Linked DNA regions of Homo sapiens: region 2 is linked to region 1. Evidence: read pairs that join two places in POLR2A ChIA-PET (ENCODE). Cell type or tissue: MCF 10A. All regions are shown on one strand.

What was found. ChIA-PET counts read pairs that join two places held together with the same protein. Peaks named below come from ENCODE experiments on the same cell type or tissue, not always from the same donor. Only the 100,000 strongest peaks of a DNase experiment are listed, where the experiment ranks them.
Region 2: POLR2A ChIA-PET joins it to region 1 with 7 read pairs; 21 of 35 experiments call an interaction of 5 or more read pairs at or near these places.

What each region holds. Positions count from the first base shown.
Region 1 is chr17:75,123,282-75,125,781 of GRCh38, forward strand. The region is part of intron 2 of ARMC7 (armadillo repeat containing 7); the gene reads left to right. Among named protein-coding and RNA genes, the nearest start is that of NT5C, 7.2 kb to the right of the region's middle. RefSeq lists an enhancer at 692-1,891. In MCF 10A, no CTCF peak of the experiment used is centred here; a DNase peak (open chromatin) is centred at 1,230.
Region 2 is chr17:75,277,983-75,280,482 of GRCh38, forward strand. SLC25A19 (solute carrier family 25 member 19) reads right to left here. Exons shown (of 8, transcript NM_001126121.2): 6 at 170-353. Among named protein-coding and RNA genes, the nearest start is that of MIF4GD-DT, 7.9 kb to the left of the region's middle. In MCF 10A, no CTCF peak of the experiment used is centred here; no DNase peak of the experiment used is centred here.

The DNA.
Region 1 (2,500 bases):
TTGTGATCCACCCGCCTCGGCCTCCCAAAGTGCTGGGATGACAGGCATGAGCCACCACACCTGGCCTTTGAAGACTTTTTTTTTTTTTTTGAGACCGAGTTTCGCTCTGTCGCCCAGGCTAGAGTGCAGCAGTGCGATCTCTGCTCACTGCAAGCTCCACCTCCCGGGTTCAGGCCATTCTCCTGCCTCAGCCTCCTGAGTAGCTGGGACTACAGGTGCCCACCACCGTGCCCGGCTAATTTTTTGTATTTTTAGTAGAGAGGGAGTTTCACCGTGTTAGCCAGGACGGTCTTGATCTCCTAATTTTGTGATCCACCGCGCCCAGCCTGAAGACATTATTTTTAAGAACTGTAAATATTGCCAGACACAATGGCTCACGCCTTTCATCCCAGTACTTTGGGAGGCCAAGGCATGAGGTTAGGAGTTCGAGATTAGCCTGGCCAACATGGTGAAACCCCCATCTCTACTAAAAATACAAAATTAGCTGGGCGTGGTGGTGCATGCCTGTAATCCCAGCTACTTGGGAGGCTGAGGCAGGAGAATTGCTTGAACCCGGGAGGCGGAGGTTGCAGTGAGCCGAGATCGTGCTACTGCACTCCAGCGTGGGCGACAAGAGCGAGGCTCATACTCAAAAAAAAAAGTACTGTATACTGTTTCATCATATGCATGTACCATAATTTAGCCATCTGGCTATTACCAAGCATTCTAGGAAGCTCCCAGTTTCCACGTTGCTCTTTTTCCATGGCCCTTCTCAGTTCTTCAGGGCAGGTTCACACAGGTAGACCCAGGGAGAAGCTCAAAGCAGCTGTTGCTGTGGCCTCTTGTGGGTCCTCTGGCGCCATCTTGGCTCATCTTTCTGCTCCAGCTCAGACTTCCTGCCCTGAAACTCTGTGCCCTTTTCTTTTCTGGCCCTCACCGCCTTCTTCATCTCTAAGGGACACTACCCGCTAGGCAGAGGAGCTTCAGGAGTTCCCTGCCACTGCGGAGAGGGTCCAAGCAGCTGGTGAGCTCTGGCAGGCACCCGGTCCATCCTTGGAGACTCCTAGGCCTCTGTGTGGGGAGGGAGGGAGAGGGTGGCTCTCCTGAGGCCTCCTCCTGCCCCCACCCTCTGGTTTTCCGCAGTCTGGGTGGCAGTGCCCTGCCCAGGCGCACCTGGGTGTGGTGATGACTCAGCTGCCAGGCAGTGACTCAGGCTTCATCTTATCACACTTTACACAGAGAGAAATCCCATCACCCCACCCGCAGTCCAGTGTGCACAGGAAGGCCGCTCCCGTCAGCTCGGGAGACATGCCGCGGGTGTGTCTGAGCAGAAGAGTCCGACCACAGCACTTCCACTGCCCCTGCTCCAGACTGAGCCTGGCATCTGCCCAAGGCTGGATTCGTTGTCCTTACTGCTTCCAGAGGGCCCCGCCATTTCCCATGGGAGGGCCGCCATTTCCCATGGGAGGGCCGAGGGGCAGAAGGCTCCCATCTCTTTAGCGTTTTGGGCAGCTCACTCAGTCTCTCATAGCCTTGACTTCTCCCATGGAAATGGGGGTGATGTTAGCACTTGTTTCTAGGGTTCAGTCATGTGTCCAGTGCGTGCTCAGTGAAGTGTCCACGGTTCTAGGAACTTGAGCCCTGCCTTATAGCTCCTGGTGGAAGGGACAGAGCAAGGACAAAAGGCAGCCTACAGAATGCCACAGCCACGCTAGGGGCCACCCTGTGCTTTAGCAAGTGCTGAAGTGGGACTGGCAAGGGAGGCTCCAAGGGCCCCATGGGGAGAGGCGCTCAGTCAGGGCCTGCTTGCCCTCTGCTGCTGCTACTCTTTCTCAGGACTCCAGAGAGGCCAAAGAGCTCCTTCCCTCCCTCAGATGTGTCCTGCCTGTGAGCTGCAGCCCAGATCTAAGAACTACAGAAGTCCAGGGTGGGCAGGATGTCAGGGAGCCACACTGTCCAGCCCCCTGACCATCTGCGGTTCTTTGAACCCTTTCCCCCCCGGGTCAGTGCTTAAAGGATCAGGTGATGAAGGGCTGCCCTGACATGGTAGAGCACCTAGTCGGGTATCCCAGGAAGACGCCACTTGCAAGGAGAGCAGTGGAGGGCTTGTTACCAGCAAGAGGGTGTCAGTGTGTGACAACTGGGGGCTGAAAGGTCTCAGGGATGGACTGAGGTTGGAGACTGCAATGAGTGCCAGGGAGAGGGAAGAACAGACAGGACGGCTCAGGGGTAAGGAGCACACGGACATCTGGAATTTACTCCACATGCAGTGGGATCCTTTAATAATGTTCCCCCAGCTGGGCACGGTGGCTCACACCCGTAATCCTAGCACTTTGGGAGGCCAAGATGGGTGGATCACCTGAGGTCAAGAGTTTAAGACCAGCCTGGCTAACATGGCGAAACCCTGTCTCTACTAAAAATACAAAAAAAAAATTAGCCAGGTGTGGTGGCATGTACCTGTAATCCCAGCTACTTGGGAGGCTGAGGCAAGAGAATCACTTGAACCTGGTGGGGCGGAGGT
Region 2 (2,500 bases), 150 kb after region 1:
AGTCCTCTCCAAGCAGCTGCAGTTGTTTTGTTTGCCACATTACAGAGCCAGGTACAGAGACCCGCGGTCTTTGATTCGGACAGGAGAACTTTAGCTCCTTTGTGATTTGGAAGGGGGTGTTCTGGTGGCTGGGGTGGGAGGGCTCCCTCTCGTGTGAGGGCTGCCTCACCATTTTTCTTTCCTTCGGCTGGTATGGCCCACTTGTACAGGTGCTTCAAGGAGCTGTAGCAAGAGAACTGCAGCCCGGCGTAGGGGAAGATGGCGATCAAGGTGGGAGCCAAGCCTTTGTAGAAAACCTGGGGGCCTTCGCTCCTATACATGGTCCCCACGGCGTGGCGCAGCGTATTATAGACCTGGACACACACACGCACTTTGAATGAGCTCAGTGAAGTGGTTTTAGCCCTGGAACAGCCCATCATAGCTCTGTCCCCTCGCCTAAAATACCAGCTACCAGGAGCGAAACTCCTCCTGCCAGGAAGACAGTCAAGGGAAACGCTGGACAGAGATTCGAAGGATGGCATTTTCCAGAAACTCCCCCTTCTACACATGTATACCACTGTTATATCCACAGGTGTGCACAAAAGTATGTGTCCAGGAGTCACTGCAGCGTCCTGGGGAAGAGCTAAAGACGCGATGTCCATCTGTGGGTGCTGGTTACGTGAATTATGGGACACCAGCTCACGAGAGAATAGTGCAGCTGTTAAAACAGGAAGGTGAGGCCAGGCGCGGTGGCTCACGCCTGTAATCCCAGCACTTTGGGGAGGCTGAGGCAGGCAGATCACTTGAGGCCAGGAGTTTGAGACCAGCCTGGCCAACATGGCGAAAGCCCATCTCTACTAAAAATACAAAAATTAGCTGGGGGTGGTGGCTCATGCCTGTAATCCCAGCTTCTTGGGAGGCTGAGGCACAAGAATTGCTTGAACCTGGGAGGCGGAGGTTGCAGTGAGCTGAGATTGTACCACGGCACTCCAACCTGGGTGACAGGCGGAGACTCTGTCTCAAAAACATAAATAAATAAATAAATAAATAAATAAATAAATAAATAATAAAAATAAAGTAGAGAGGAGGTCTTGCTATGTTGCCCAAACTGGTCTCGAACTCCTGACCTCAAGTGATCCTTCCTCCTTGGCCTCCCAAAGTGCTGGGATTACAGGCATGAGCCACTGCACCCGGCCAAGCATGTTACTTAGAATTATGGAAGGAAATAATCAAAGAAACAACTATAAGTAGTAAAAGTAGTCGCCTCTGGGGATCGGAATCAGGGAGCGGCTGGGTATTTTTTAAAATTATAATTCATGAAGAACTGTCTTTGTAACCTTGATACATCTTATATGTTGTAAAATTTTTTATCGTTCAAGATCATGTTTATAATATGGTTGTGACTAGTCTTAAGGCAGGTGGAGAGTCTTGTAGGTTTTAACCACATCTCTTCCCCTCACTTTCATGACCAGATATTCTCTGATCATTCTAGAATCTAAAATCCAACATGTCAATAGTTGAAGCTAGAGGTAATATGCTATTATCTTTTTTTTTTTTTTTTTTTGAGACGAAGTCTTGCTATGTTGCCTAGGCTGGAGTTGCCTAGGCACAATCTTGGCTCACTGCAGCCCCCACCTCCCAGGTTCAAGCGATTGTCCTGCCTCAGACCCCCGAGTAGCTGTGATTATAGGCACCTGACACCACGCCCAACTAATTTTTGTATTTTTAGTAGAGACGGGGTTTCATCATGTTGGCCAGGATGATCTCGATCTCCTGACCTTGTGATCCGCCCGCCTTGGCCTCCCAAAGTGCTGGGATTACAGGCGAGAGCCATCGCGCCCAGCCCAATTCTTTGTTTTTTTTGAGACAGGATATCTCACTTTGTTGTTTGGGCTGGAGTGCAATGGTGCAATCATGGCTCACTCTCCAGGCTCAAGCAATCCTCTCAACTCAATCTTCCAAGTAGCTGGGACTACAGGTGCACACCACCATGCCTGGCTAATTTTTTTGTATTTTGTAGAGAGCCATGTTGCCCACATCAAACTCTTAAACAAATTATCCTTCCTTTCCCACTAACAGTATCCTAAAGCAGAGTTGAGACAGTGGAAAAATTATTGTTTATAAGCCAGGTCTGGTGGCTCAGCCTTGTAATCACAGCACTTTGGGAAGCCAAGGCAGGAGGATCACTTGAGCCTAGGAGTTCGAGAACAGCCTGGGCAACATGGTGAATGAAACTCCATCTCTACAAAAAATACAAAAATTAGCCAGGTGTGGTACCAAGTGCCTATGGTCCCAGCTACTTGGGAGGCTGAGGTGGGAGGATTGCTTGACCCCAGGAGGTGGAGGCTGCAGTGAGCTGTAATCATACCCCTATACTTCAGCCTGGATGACAGAGTGAGACTCTGCCTTAAAAATAAAGAAAAAAAGCCCAGGCATGGTGACTCATGCCTGTAATCCCAGCACTTTGGGAGGCTCAGGTGGGCGGATCACTTGAGGCCAGCAGTTCCAGACCAGCCTGGCC